3 separate regions of the Homo sapiens genome follow, and all the other regions are linked to region 1. Evidence: read pairs that join two places in POLR2A ChIA-PET (ENCODE). Cell type or tissue: Panc1. All regions are shown on one strand.

Region 1 (5,000 bases):
AAGGAGAAAACAGCCCCGCTTGGAAAGGGAGGTCTTCAGGGCAGAGTCCTCCTTAGAGCAAGAAGGTCACAGGAAGGTTCAGAGGGAGTTGAGGAAATGGGGAATATTGGGAAAAGTCCTCAAGGGCTTCGCTATCCCTGCCCTGCCCTGCCTGCCAGTGTCTCCTCCATCCCCCTCCCACCTCTCTGCCTGGGCCTCCCCTATCCTGGCCCTGAGCCCCCTGCCTGGGGCTCCCCAGTCCCATTTCTGCCGGTGCTTCCCCCATTGCCCTCCTACCCCTCTGCCTGTCCCAGCCCTGACCCCTCTGGGCCAACACTGTTTGGGAACCTGTCTGTCTCTCCTATTGGACTGGCAGCTCCAGGAGGACAGGACCCGGGGCTGTTTTAGCCACCATTGTGTCCCCAGCACAAGACCAACAGGCACCTCCACCACTAATTACTTACCGATAGAGCCAATTTCAGGTCTTCAGAGCAAGCTAGCAGGCAAAGTATCTCAGAAGCAGGAGATGGTGCCAGGATTCCAAGAAATAGGGCTGGAATCCCCTAAATCTGCACTGCACTCTGAGTACTTTTGTCCTTTAGAAGAAAAATATTAATTAGAAGGCAAATAGTAAAATCCATGTGAAATAGGTAACATTATCCGGAATTGGACCCACTGGAATCATTGCACATCTAGAAATCCAGAATAGACTCAACTATTTCATCTCATAGTTTTTAAAAAGTTTTTTTTGTTTGGTTTTTGTTTTTGTTTTGGGACAGGGGTGTCGCTCTGTGACCCAGGCTGGAGTGTAGTGGTGCAGTCATGGCTCATTTCAGCCTAGACCTACTGGGCTCAAAGGATCCTCCTGCCTCAGCCTCTTGAGTAGCTGGGACTACAGGTGCAAGCAACCATACCCAGCTAATTTTTTATTTTTTGTAAAGATAAGGTCTCACTCTGTAGCCCAGGCTGGCCTTAAGCTCCTGGGCTCAAGCGATCCTCCTGCCTCGGCCTCCCAAAGTGCCTGGATTACAGGTGTGAGCCACTGCCCCGACCGGTTCTGAAAAGTTTAAGCAGATTTTCCATCATAATATCTAAACAATCTTTCAGGAATGTTTCTGTGCAAATTGGTGGCATTCCACAGCTGGAACACTGTACACAGAGAACTCACAACGGTATGAGGCCATCCATTCATTCAACAAACATTTACTGGGCACCCAGAGGGCTGTCCTAGGCCTAGAGTGATAGAGCAGTGAATGGAACAGAGTCAACATCTAGGCTCTGGACTGGTAGGTTCTTCTGGAGTTTTTCGGTAACTTCTCATAACAGCAGTTGTCTTGCTTTGCAGAATGAATATAGGGATGGATACTGATATTACACAATTACAAAGCCCAAAATTCTTAATACTTAAGCAGAATCTGTTGACCCCTGACGCCGCTCTCTGCCCCCACTCTGATCTGTCCATCCTTTTCTTCTGATTCACGGCAGCAGCCAGTCCTTGGTTTTCCTGCTTTCACCCTCACTCCTGCAGTCTGCTTCCCACATGCAGCCAGAGGGACCTGTGTCAGATCACATTCCTTCTCTGCTTGGAACCCTTCCATGGTTCCATCTTACTGCCTAAGTCCTCACTATGTCCCACAAAGCTCCGCACAATCTGCCCTTGTTAGCTACCCGCCCTTATCTCCTCTTACTCTCCACCTTGCTCACTTTGCCCCACCCACCCTCCTCATTGTCTCTCCAACTTCCCATATCTTTCCTTCCTCAGGGCCTCTGCATCTGCAGATCTTTTCCCTGCCTGGAACTCTCTTCCCCTAGATAGGTGCATGCCTCACTCCTCACTTCCTTCAGCCCTTTAGCTCAAAAGTCTCCTGATGCATTCCTTGACCACCGTGCCAAAAAAACAAAAATCATTTGCCCTCCAAAATCTCTATCCCCTTTCCCTGCTGTTATTTTCTCCAAAGCACTTATCGCTTTCAAACATTCAACATGTTTGGTGTCTATTTCCTCCATTAAAAAGATGAACTCCAGGAGAGTGGAGATTTTTATGTCTCGTACACCGCTGTATTCCCAGCTCCTAGAACAGCACCTGGTACACACGAGGTGCACTGTAAATGTTTTTCGGATGTTTGAATGGAAGCCCAGAGTCGGTCACTGTTCTTGGGGCTGGAAATGTATTGGGGAAGCCTTTTTGGGTGTACAGGGGCCAGAGGGATTTAGCTAGGAATACAAAAGAGGGCACAGCCCGTGCGAAGGCTATGAGCCCTGATTATTGGGGTGCTCGCATTGGGGAAGAGGAAACCGGAAGCGAGTTTAGGGCGACCGCTGCACAGGCAAAGGCTGGGAAGGCAGAGAGCGAGGGCAGCGGGTTGCGTGTCGACAGGCTCGAGAATCCAGGCTCACTGCGCGTGCGCCGAGCTCCGGGCGGGGAAGGGGCCCGGGGGCGGGACTACGGGGTGGCGTCACGCAGCGCACGTCGCCGCGCGCCTGCGCTCTTTTCCACGTGCGAAAGCCCCGGACTCGTGGAGTTGTGAACGCCGCGGACTCCGGAGCCGCACAAACCAGGGCTCGCCATGAAGCCAGGTCAGGCTGGGGTGAGGGTCCGGGGTCAGGGACGGAGGCCGGGCGGGAATCCGGGTGCCAGGCCAGAATCGGAGGGGTGGGGCCTTGGCCTGGGGGCAGGGGTTCTGAGCACGGGTTCCAGTCTCCTGTGGGAAGGGGGATTCTGATTCCAGCAGGTCTAGGGGTTTGTGACTGGCTTCAGAGGTCACGGTCGTGAGTCGAAGAAGGCCGTGGGCCTGGCATTGGGGGTGTTGACGTGGGGTTCGTCTCATTGAGGCCGTCTAATAGGGATTTTGGATATTGGGCAGGAGGCGGCACTCAAGGGTCTTGGGCTAGAGTTTGGATTCAGGCATCTGGAGTCTTGGATCGCTGGGCGTGTTTTGGGAATCAGGCTTGGGTCGGAGATGGAGAGTTCCTGACCTTGGGTCCTGGAGCTGTGTGTGGGAAGCCCCCATTTGCCTTCCCTGTCGCTGCCACCACCACCATCCCCTTATCCCGCATCCCAGCTTTTCCGAGTGGGCCGGAGTGGATGAGGACTCCCCGGTTGGCCGTGTGCGGCGCTCTTCGGCTCACTTTCCCGCCTTCTGCACTTACAGTGGGGCGGATCCCCGGGGATGGAGTGGAGATTTGGGGATTAAGATTTCCACCTCCGGGACGAGACTTAACAAGCTCGGCATTAGTCTGGGGTGGTGGGGCGGGTGGTTGTCACAGGAGGTAAGTAGTTTTATTCTTAAGATTTTCCACTAGATTCTGCTGAAACCACTCCCTTCATGGTGGAATGATGAGGGGGTCCTGGCTTTGACAGCAGAAGGGCCTCAGTTCAGTGTGTCAGCTCTTGCTCAGCTTCTTAGCCTGCTGTGTGAACTTGGGCAAGTGGCTTTACCTCTCTGAGCCTCTGTTTTCTCATCAATAAAATGGCGCCAGTTAGGATTAAGCGACGTTAAAAAAAATAGCACAGTGCTTGACATATAATAGTATTAGCTCTAATTGTTACCTTTATCTTTCTCAAAGAGAACAACATTAGAATCCTTCTCGGTGGTGCCTGAGCACTTCCTCCATCTGGCCTGCCCAACCCGCACTCATCTGTGTGAGAACTTGCTTCATTGAGTTTGGAGAATTTCCACCATGGCCCAAAGGGTCTGTTTTCCTAGTACAGGCTTTCTTTTTCTTTTGTGTGTGTGTTTGTGTGGAGAGATGGGGGTCACCTGGCAGGAGATTTGTGGATCTGTGCCCTTCTCCCAAGTTCCCTTTCTCTTCCGTGTTTGGGGATCTCTTGATGAAGTGGGGTGGGGGATTGTAGGCCAGGTATGCTGAGATCCTGGCTTGCCTGCAGGCATTCTGGTCTGTGATTCCCTCATAAATGGAGGATACCCGTTCTTCCAACCTTCCTCCATGTGTGGTAGAATGTGAAGTTGTAAAAGTTGTCAGGTGTTAGCTCTTTAGTAAGGATTTTAGCCTGAGTGAGAAAAGAACCCTTTGGGAGATTTTTGAGCAGGGGCGTGGTGCAGTCTGACATTTTTAAAAGGGATTCTTTTTGCTTCGATGTGTGAAAGACCTCAGGGTGGCAAAAGTGGAAGCAGGCACATTGGTGGGAAGCTTGTTGCTGTAATCTAGGAGATGGTGTGGTGGACCAGGATGGGAGCAGTGGACATGCTGACAGTTTTACATGCTTTTGAAGACAGAACCAACAGATTGTATGTGGGTGTGTGATCGGAGTCAAGGATAACCAAGGGTTTGGGGGTGTGTAACTGGAAGGATGGAATTGCCATTTTTGAGATGGAGAAGGCTGTGGAAGGAGAGCAGATTTTAAATCAGGGGGTTTATGGACCCCCCTCCCCCCAAAAAAAGAACTTACTGGAAAAGTTTGTGTGAACATGTGTTTTTTCTGAGGACTGGGTACTTTTGGTACATTTTCCCCCAAAAGCTCCAGGACCTGAAACGGATTGAGATGTTTTGAGTATCTGGGATTGAAAGTTTACACTCATGCCCACTCCGCCCCAAGCACATGCCAGTACTTCCTTTCTGTTAGGCCTGGGTTGAGACTTTCATAAGCCTAGCTGTGGCATCTCCCCTAAATGAAGGTCTTGGCTTTGGAAAACTGTTGGAGGGCTTGGGCAAGAAAATTGAGATCTGAGTTGCTGTTTCAAAAACAGCACTTATTAGTTGCTGTGTGGAAAGTGGACTGTAGGGGGAGTAGAACATTAAAAAGTGAACAACTCTTAGTTATGTTCTAGAGTTTTGAAAAGGAAACTTCATTTTAAAAGATCAAATTAGGAGTAGCTATTAAAAGTTACATTTTCATCTTTAATAGAAAGATGAAAAAAGAACTAACTGGAAAAGTTTGTGTGAACATGTGTTTTTTCTGAGGAATGGGTACTTTTGGTACATGAGGAGGGAAGAGGAGACGCGTACCCCTGAGTTTGAATGATGATGTTCAAAGTAGGTGCCAGATAGTATATATGTGA
Region 2 (5,000 bases), 350 kb before region 1:
CCAGTTAACATTATTTAACATTTATAAAGCACTTACTGCAGGCCAGGCACTGTGCTAGGCACTCGGTAATCCTCACAACAGCCCTGTAAGGCAGAAGGATTTGGTATGACCCCTGCTTTAGCTGATGAGCAGGTACACGCTCAGAGAGGTAAGGGGCTTGCCCAAGGTCACACAGCTAGTGAGTGGTGGAGCCACACTTGGACTCAGGTCTGCCTGCTGCCCACGACAGTGCTCTCAGTGGCTCCATGGTACCAGAGCGTGCGTCACTGTGCTGTGGTCCCTGCAAGGCTATCTTCCTCTGCAAACTCTACATCCTCCCAGATCCTGATGGCCATTCTGTGTGGTGTTTATCCTGGAGTAGATCCCTGGTCTCCCCACTATCCACTCATGCATTCATTCAACATATCCTTTTTTTTTTTTGAGACAAAGTCTCTGTCACCCAGGCTGGAGTGCAGTGGCATGATCTCGGCTCCCTGCAACCTCCGCCTCTTGGGTTCAAGTGATTCTTGTGCCTCAGCCTCCCAAGTAGCTGGGATTACAGATGTGCACCACCATCCCAGCTAATTTGTGTATTTTTAGTAGAGATGGGGTTTCACCATGTTGGCCAGGCTGGTCTCCAACTCCTGACCTCAGGTTCCGCCTGCCTCAGCCTCCCAAAGTGCTGGGATTACAGGCATGAGCCACTGCGCCCGGCCCATTCAACGTATACTTATTAAGTGCCTACTGTGTGCCAAGCACCATTTTAGACATTGGGAAGAGATAGACACAATCACTGCCCCCATATGCAGCTGACAGCCTCCCATTCTTCAGTGACAGTGCTGGTGAATTGAGCTGGCCACATGCTGCCTGCATGAATTTTCCATTCTCCTTTGCAGCTAAGCATGCCACATGACCACAGTTCTGGTACATGGGATGTAGGAGGGGGTGTAGTAGGCAACTAGCTTCCAGGAAGTATCCTCAAAAAGAAGGGGTGCCCGGCCGGGAAAGAGTGTGAGGTGGGATGATGGCTTGAGCCCAAGAGTTCAAGGCTGCAGTGAGCTATGACTATACCACCACATTCTAGCCTGCGTGGGAGAGTGAGAGCCTGTCTTTTAAAAATTTTTTTAAATGAAAAATAAATTTATAGTGGGTTAATTTTATATTATTTATATCTTAAATAAGATGAAATCTGTCCCCAAACACCCTATCCTGTAAAGACTATTGTTCAAAGAAGGAACAGAATGGACCCCAAAATAAGAGGTGAAAATCCCCACATACACTCTAGTCATGCCAAGGGCAGCCTGACAGGCAAGGCTTCTTGCTTCCTGTCTCAACTTATCCCTGTCCTGCGAAGCCGCGGCAGGACACATCTGCAGCTCAGCACAGCAGACAGGCACAGGAGCGCAGGAACAAAAACAACATGGGTAAGAAAATGAGGCCGGGCGCGGTGGCTCACGCCTGTAATCCCAGCACTTTGGGAGGCCGAGGCGGGCGGATCACAAGGTCAGGAGATTGAGACCATCCTGGCTAGCACGGTGAAACCCCGTCTCTACTAAAAATACAAAAAATTAGTCAGGCGTGGTGGCGGGCGCCTGTAGTCCCAGCTACTCGGGAGGCTGAGGCAGGAGAATGGCGTGAACCCAGGAGGCGGAGCTTGCAGTGAGCTGAGATCGTGCCACTGAACTCCAGCCTGGAAGACAGAGTGAGACTACGTCTCAAAAAATAAAAAGAAGGGGTGCCATTTTCCTTTTTTCCCCTTCTTGTGGTTGGAATGTAGACATAAAACCTGGAGCCTGGGGGGTGGGGGACAAGGGGAGGGAGAGCATTAGGCAAATACCTGACACACGCGGGGCTTCAAACCTAGATGATGGGTTGATGGGTGCAGCAAACTACCATGGCACATGTATACCTATGTAACAAACCCTGCACGTTCTGCACATGTATCCCAGAACTTAAAATTAAAAAAAAAAAAAAAAAAAAAGCTGGCGTGTGGAGCTAGGCACAGTGGCTCACGCCTGTAATGTCAGCACTTTGGGAGGCCAAGACAAGAGGACCTCTTGAGCCCAAGAGATCGAGACCAGCGTAGGAAACAAAGTGAGACCTCGTCTCTACAAAAAATTAGCCTGGTGTGGTGGCATGCCTGTAGTCCCAGCTACTAGAGAGGCTGAGGTGGGAGGATCACTTGAGCCCAGGAGGTTGAGGCTGCAATGATTTGTGACGGCATCACTGCACTCCAGCCTGGGTGACAGAGCAAGACCCTGTTAAAAAAAAAAAAAAAAAAAAGGCTGGGTGCGGTGGCTGACGCCTGTAATCCCAGCACTTTAGGAGGCCCAGGTGGGCAGATCATGAGGTCAAGAGATCAAGGCTGTCCTGGCCAATATGGTGAAACCCCGTCTCTACTGAAAAATTAAAAAAAATAAATAAATAATACAAAAATTAGCTGGGCCTGGTGGCATGTGCCTGTAGTCCCAGCTACTTGGGAGGCTGAGGCAGGATAATTGCTTGAACCCAGGAGGCAGAGGTTTCAGTGAGCCAAGATCGCGCCGCTGTACTCCGGCCTGGGCGACAGAGCAAGACTCCAGCTCAAAAAAAAAAAAAAAACAAAAAACGCTGGAGCTCAAGCAGTCATTTTGGATCATGAAGTAAACTTCAGAATGGAGACCATACAAGGTGGGGGAGAAACAGTGGTTTATAACTGGAGGGTAGCATGATCCACCCCTCTCTCCCATGTCCTTGGAAACCTATGGGGTTACTGTGATTGTAATAATGACTGAGAATGTTACTGAAGTTTATGGCGGGGAGGTGTGGATATCCTGCATCCTGCTAAGTACAGGACAGGACCACATCAGAAAGAATTAGCCTGCCCGGCCGGGTGCAGTGACTCATGCCTGTAATCCCAGCACTCTAGGAGGCTGAGGCGGGCGGATCACCTGAGGTCAGGACTTCAAGACCAGCCTAGCCAACATGGTGAAACCCTGTCTCCACTAAAAATATAAAAATTAGCCAGTGCATGCCTATAATCTCAGCTACTCGGGAGGCTGAGGCACAAGAATCACTTGAATCTGGGAGGAGGAGGGTGCAGTGAGCTGAGATTGTGCCATTGCACTCCAGCCTGGGCGGCAGAGTGAGACTCTGTCCCAAAAAAAAAAAAAAAAAAAAAAAAGGTAGCACAAATGAACGCCTGATGTACAGCCAGTTGGAAATTCTCCCAAAGGGCTGCTCTGCTCTAGGCTGAGCTGGAGACTTCCTGTCTGATCTGTCTCAGTCCCATACCCATTAATTTGCTGCTTGGACAATCTGGAGCCTCAGCTGGGAATTGACGGGAACAGTAAATGGGGAGACCCAGGTTTGGCTCCAACCAAGCAGAAGGTCCTGGGTTGAAAGTCTCCATGGCCACCATCAACTCTCACTGGTGACAGCAACAGACCCATCATTGGCTGTCTCTACCTAACAGTCAAAGGAGCTTTTATTTTTAAGTATTTTTTTTCAGATGGAGTCTTGCTCTGTCACCCAGGCTGGAGTGCAACGGCGCCATCTCAACCTCTGCCTCCTGCAGTCAAGCAATTCCCCTGCCTCAGCCTCCTGAGTAGCTAGGACTACAGGCACCCACCACCATGCCTGGCTAATTTTTGTATTTTTAGTAGAGATGGGGTTTCACCATGTTGGCCAGGCTAGTCCTGAATGAACTCCTGGCCTCAAGTGAACCACCCACCTCGGCCTCCCAAAGTGCCAGGATTACAGGCGTGAGCCACCGCGCCTGGCCGAATTTTTGTATTTTTAGTAGAGGTGGGATTTCACCATGTTGGCCAGGCTGGTCTCAAACTCCTGGTGTCAAGGGATTCACCCACCTGGGCCTCCCAAAGTGCTGGGATTACAGGCGTGAGCCACCGCACCCGGCCTCCAAAGGAGTTTTTATTTACTTCCTTTTATAAAAATTAATTTAAAAATTTCTTTTTCATATACATGGGGTCTCACTACATTGACCAGGCTGGTCTCAAATTCCTGGCCTCAAGTGATCCTCCCACCTTGGCCTCCCAAAGTACTGGGATTATAGGTGTGAGCTACCACTCTATTCAGACATGGCTCCTCATGGCTTCCTACTTCATTAGAATAAAACCTGAAGGCCACTCCCTCACCCACAGGGCCTTCCAGCTCCCTCTCCTACATAATTTCCTACCTCTCTCTTCCTTGCCTGCACAGTGGCAGCCACATGGGCCTCTTTGCTGTTTCTGGGACACACCATGCTCACCTCAGCACCTCCTTCTTCCTCCAAACTTTTCGTGACTGGTTCCTTTTTGCCACTTGGAACTCAGATGAAGTATCATTTCTCAGATTGCTCAGAGAAGCGTTCCCAAAAGTAGTCTTCCAGCCCTTAAAGTGCCTTCCTCTCAGCCTCCTCGCACTTTGTACTAACACTTTTTTCTGGTGTACTTGTCTTTAAAAATTATAATTTTCTTAAAAAACAGCTTTATAAAAAAGAGCTTCTTGTATGTTGACTGACTTACTATTCCTGAGGGCAGGGATTGCATGTATTTTTCTTCTCTGCTATATCCCTAGAACCCGGTGCAGTTAGATGAAGGAATGAATGAGTGAATTAATCATTTTCCTGTCTGACAGATGGGACAGTGCATGGGCTAGTGTCTGAGGGGGCTTTCAGTGCTAGCATCCATGTGCTGTCTCTATGCTTTTTTAAATTTTTTCTTTTTTTGGAGACAGAGTCTCGCTCTGTCACCCAGGCTGGAGTGCAGTGGCCAATCCCAGCCCACTGCAATCTCTGCCTCCCGGCCTCAAGTGATTCTCCTGCCTCAGTCTCCCGAGTAGCTGGGACAACAGGCATCTGCCACCACGCCCAGGTAATTTTAGTATTTTTAGTAGAGATGGGGTTTCACCATGTTGGTCAGGCTGGTCTCAAACTCCTGACCTCAAGTGATCCGCCCACCTCGGCCTCCCAAAGTGCTGGGATTACAGGTGTGCGCCCCCGCGCCCGGCCTTGTCTCTAGATCCTATGAGCTTTTTATTCT
Region 3 (5,000 bases), 410 kb before region 1:
CTGAGTAGCAGCTGGCAGAGGTGGGCAAGGTGAGGTGGGCCCTGCTGACTACTGCTGTTTTGGGACCTGTACCACCCCACCGACCCCCTTGGTGGTTAAAATAATGGCAGTGCTGGTTTACTGAGCACTTACTGTGTGCCAGACACCTGTCTCTGCTCTAGGCAAGCCTGATTTTGTTGAATTTTTATAGATGCCCTGTGGAGCACATGCCACCTTACAGACTGGAAAGCTAAGGTTCAGTAGGAAGAGTGACTTGCTTGAGGTTTCAGCAAGGAGTGGGTAGAGCTGAGGTTGGACTCAGGCCCTCTGACTCCTGAACTAGTGCTCTCAAGGCCTGGCCCACGTGCTGCCTCTCACCCAGCAAGCTGTGCTTAAGGCCAAGGGTGTAGTAATAGCACATCTAATCAGAGTCACTCATGCCATGTGCTGGTCCCACTTCTGACACAGCTGCAGCACACCACCATTAGCAGAGCACCTGCCCTCTGCCACGCCCCATGCTGGGCTCCATCTGCCGGTTTAGAGGCAGACGGTATAGTAGTCAAGATGTGGGCTGTGCTTTCCAATTCTGGCTCTCCCAGGTAACAGCTGGGAAGGTTGGGCAAACTAATAGGACCTCTCTGTGACTCAGTTTCCCCATCCGCAAAATAGGAATACAATTGTGAGGATATTTTTCCTTCTACCTGTTTTTTGTCTTTTTTTTTTTTTCATAGATATATGGTCTTGCTATATTGCCCAGGTGGGTCTTGAACTCCTAGCCTCAAGTGAGTCTCCTGTCTTGGCCTCCCAAAGTGCTGGGATTACAGTTGTGAGCCACTGCGTTCAGCTTTTAGGTTTCTTTTCTTAGCTTGTTACCAAAGTATGAAAGGCCACAGATAAATGCCTGGATAATAAACTCGCCCCAATCCCAGTGTACAGTTCAAGAAATAGAATAAGACGGTCCCCGGAAGCTCTCCCAAGTGCTCCTCCCAAGCAGTTACCGCTCTCCTAACCTCCAGTAACACAGATGAGGTTTTTTTTAGTTTTTATCCTTTAAAAAAAAAAAAACGGGGATGAAATTTACATAACGTGAGATTAACCATTTTGAAGTGTATGATTCATTGGCCTTTAGTATATCACAATGTTGTGTAACCACTACCTCTATCTAGTTTCAAAACCTTTTCATTACCCCAAAATAAAACTTTGTACCCATTAAGCAGTCAGTTTTTGTATCCTATGTCTTAGTTCATTCTGTGCTGCTATAACATATTACCCGAGACTGGGTAATTTATAATGAACAGAAACTTATTTCTTACCGTTCTGGAGGTAGGGAAGTCCGAGATTCAGGGTTGGCATCTTCTTGTCACACGTCCCATGGTGAAAGGGGAAGGGTAAGAGAGAACAAGACAGGGCTGAACTTGTCTTGTTTTTTTTTTTTTTTGAGATGGAGTCTTGCTCTGTCGCCCAGGCTGGAGTGCCGTGGCGCGATCTCGGCTCACTGCAACCTCTGCCTCCTTGGTTCAAGGAATTCTCCTGCTTCAGCCTCCTGAGTAGCTGGGATTACAGGCGTGTGCCACCATGCTTGGCTAATTTTTGTATTATTAGTAGAGATGGGGTTTCACCATGTTGGCCAGGCTGGTCTTGAACTCCTGACCTCAGGTGATCCACCTGCCTTGGCCTCCCAAAGTGCTGGGATTACAGGCGTGAGCCATTGCGCCTGGCCGAACTCGTCCTTTTATAAGGAACCCACTCTGTGATAATGTCATTAATCCATTCATGAGGGTGGTGCTCCCTTCACCCAAATACCTCCCATGAGGCTGCATTGGGGATCAAGTTTCCAACACATGAACTTTGGGGGACAATTCAATTCATAGCACCCCCTGTCTCCTGGTGTCTGCTAACCACCAGTTTACTTTCTGTCTCTATGAATTTACCTACTCTGGACATTTCATGTAAATGGAATCATATGTGGCCTTTTGTGACTGGCTTCTTTAACTTAGCAACATGATTTTTTGTTTTGAGTCAGGGTCTTGGGCTATCGCCCAGGCTGCAGTGCAGTGGTGGGACCTTGGCTCATGGCTCACTGCAGCCTCAACCTCCTGGTCTCAAGTGATCCTCCTGCCTCAGCCTCCAGAGTAGCTGGGACTACAGGCAGGTGCCACCACACTTGGCTAAGCTTAATGTTTTTGAGGTTCCTCTATGTAGTAGCGTATATCAATATGTCGTTCCTTCTTATGGATGAATAATCTCTATGTTGTAGATGTATCACATTTTGTTATCTGTTAATTTGTTGATGGACATTGGGATGATATATTCTTTTTTTTTTTTTTTTTTTTTTTTTTTTTGAGATGGAATCTCACTCTGTCACCAGGCTGGAGTGCAGTGGCGTGATCTCGGCTCACTGCAGCCTCCGCCTCCTGGGTTCAAGTGATTCTCCTGCCTCAGCCTCCTGAGTAGCTGGGACTACAGGTGTGCGCCACCATGCCTGGCTAATTTTTATATTTTTAGTAGAGATGGGGTTTCACCATATTGGCCAGGATGGTCTTTATCTCTTGACCTTGGGATCCGCCCACCTCGGCCTCCCAAAGTGCTGGGATTACAGGCGTGAGCCACCAAGCCCGGCCTCGGGGTGATATATTCTATATTTAACTTTTTGAAGAAGCAGCTGCACCATTTTACATTCCCACCAGCAGTGCATGAGGGTGTCAGTTTATATCCTTGCCAACACTTGTTTTTTTTTCATTACAGCCATCCTTGGGCATGTAAAGTTGTACCTCATTGTGTGTGTGGATTTTTTTGTTTTTGTTTTGTTTTGTTTTTTTGAGACAGAGTCTTGCTCTGTCTCCCATGCTGGAGTGCAGTGGCACGATCTCAGCTCACTGTAACCTCCACCTCCTGGGTTCACATGATTCTCAGGCCTCAGCCTCCCAAGCACTGGGACTATAGGCATGTGCCACCACGCCCGGCTAATTTTTGTATTTTTAGTAGAGATGGGGTTTGATCATGTTGGCCAGGCTGGTTTTGAACTCCTGACCTCAAGTGATCCGCCTGCCTCGACCTCCCAAAGTGCTGGGATTACAGGTGTGAGCTACCGCGCCCGGCCTTCATCGTGATTTTGATTTATGTTTGCCAGATGACTAATGATGCTGAACATCTTTTCATCTTTCTGTTGACCATTTGTGTATCTTTGGAGGAATATCTCTTTGAGTCCTTTGCTCATTTTAAAATCAGGCAGTTTGTCTTTTTGTTGTTGCATTGTAAGAGTTCTTTATGTGTTCTGGTTAATAGACCCTTATTAGATTTCCAAGTATTTCCACCCATTCTGTAGGTTATCTTTTTACTTTCTTGACAGTGTCCTTTCATGCACAAAGGTTTTTAATTTTGATGAGTTCACTTGAAGTTTTTCTTTTTGTTGCTTGTGCATTTGGTGTCATCTAAGAATTCATTGCCAAATTCAAAGTAATGAGATTTACTCATGTATTCTTAGACTTTTTTTGTAGTTTTAGCTCTTATATTCAGGTCAATTCATTTTGAGTTTATTTTTGTATATGGTTTACAGTGTGAAGTAGGATATCACAAAAGAATGTGATATCCATTCTTTTGAATGTGGATATCCAGTTGCCTCAGTTTCTTCATCTGCAAAATAGGGATAAGATTGTGAGGATAGGCTACTCTGGGCACATTGCCTATGGGTCACTGTTCCCTGCTCTGCAAGGAACAGTATTTAAATTAACAAAAAAAATTGTAAGGATATTTTTTCTTCTAGGTTTCTTTTCTTTCGTTTTGAAAAAATATAGTCTCTTTGTTGAAGAAACTGTTCTTTCCCCATTGAATGATCTTGGCATCTGTGTTGAAAATCAGTTGAATGTAGATATTTGGGTTTATTTTTTGGCTCTGAATTCTCTTCCATTGGTCTGTATGTCTGTCCTGTATAAACTGTACTGTTTTGATTACTATAGCTTTGTATAGTAAATTTTGAAATTGGAAAGTATTTAACTTTATTTTTCTTTTTCAATATTATTTTGGCTCTTTGGGGCCCTTTGAAATTCCATGTGAATGTGAGGATTGGCTTTTCTATTTCTGAAAAAAGAAAAAGCCTGTTGGAATTTTGATAGGGATTGCATTGAATCTGTATATTGCTTTGGGTAGTATTGCCATCTTAACAATATTGTCTTCTAATCCATGCACACAGGATGTTTTTGCATTTATGTAGATCTCTAATTTCTTTAAACAATGTTTTGTAGTATACAAGCCCTTCACCCCCTTGGTTAAGTATTTTTTTGGAGGCTTTTGTAAATGCTTTTTTTTTTTTTTTTTAAGAGCTAGGGTCTTGCTCTGTCACTGGGCTGGACTGCAGTGGCACCATCATAGCTTCAATTTCTTGAGCTCAGGTGATTCTGCCATTTCGGCCTCCTGAGTAGCTGGGACTTCAGGCACACGCAACGACTCCTGGCTAATTAAAAAACATTTTTTGTGGAGACCAGATCTCACTATGTTGCCCAGGCTCGTCTCAAACTCCAGACTTAAGCCTGCCTCAGCCTCCCAAAGTGCTAGGATTTTACAGGTGGGAGCCACTGTGCTGGTGTTTAATAGCCATGTTGAGGTAAAACTGATGTACTACATGATTCATCCATTTAAAGCATACAGTTCAGTTGGTTTTAGTATGTTCAGAGTTGTGCATCCATCACCATACTCAGGTTTTTTTTTTTGTTTTTTTTTTTTTTTTTTCGAGACGGAGTTTCGCTCTTGTTGCCCAGGCTGGAGTGCAATGGTGTGATCTCGGCTCACGGCAACCTCTGCCTCCCAGGTTCAAGGAGTCTCCTGCCTCAGCCTCCCAAGTAGTGGGATTATAGGCATGCACCACCATGCCTGGCTAATTTTGTATTTTTAGTAGAGATGGGGTTTCTCCATGTTGGTCAGGCTGGTCTCCAACTCCCGACCTCAGGTGATCCGCTCGCCTCGGCCTCCCAAAGTGCCGGGATTACAGGTGTGCGCCACCGTGCCGGGCCCTACTTTTCATCTCT

What was found. Peaks named below come from ENCODE experiments on the same cell type or tissue, not always from the same donor. Only the 100,000 strongest peaks of a DNase experiment are listed, where the experiment ranks them.
Region 2: POLR2A ChIA-PET joins it to region 1 with 12 read pairs; 5 of 35 experiments call an interaction of 5 or more read pairs at or near these places.
Region 3: POLR2A ChIA-PET joins it to region 1 with 13 read pairs; 3 of 35 experiments call an interaction of 5 or more read pairs at or near these places.

What each region holds. Positions count from the first base shown.
Region 1 is chr19:39,843,847-39,848,846 of GRCh38, reverse strand. It overlaps FBL (fibrillarin), which reads left to right and starts at 2,468. Exons shown (of 9, transcript NM_001436.4): 1 at 2,468-2,556. The coding sequence starts at 2,547. RefSeq lists an enhancer at 2,923-3,663. In Panc1, no CTCF peak of the experiment used is centred here; DNase peaks (open chromatin) are centred at 2,406, 2,866, 3,236 and 4,716; H3K4me3 peaks cover 3,116 bases; H3K27ac peaks cover 4,111 bases.
Region 2 is chr19:40,198,755-40,203,754 of GRCh38, reverse strand. The region is part of intron 2 of MAP3K10 (mitogen-activated protein kinase kinase kinase 10); the gene reads right to left. Among named protein-coding and RNA genes, the nearest start is that of MAP3K10, 9.8 kb to the right of the region's middle. In Panc1, no CTCF peak of the experiment used is centred here; no DNase peak of the experiment used is centred here.
Region 3 is chr19:40,257,950-40,262,949 of GRCh38, reverse strand. All of the region lies in intron 2 of AKT2 (AKT serine/threonine kinase 2), which reads left to right. Among named protein-coding and RNA genes, the nearest start is that of MIR641, 22 kb to the left of the region's middle. In Panc1, no CTCF peak of the experiment used is centred here; no DNase peak of the experiment used is centred here.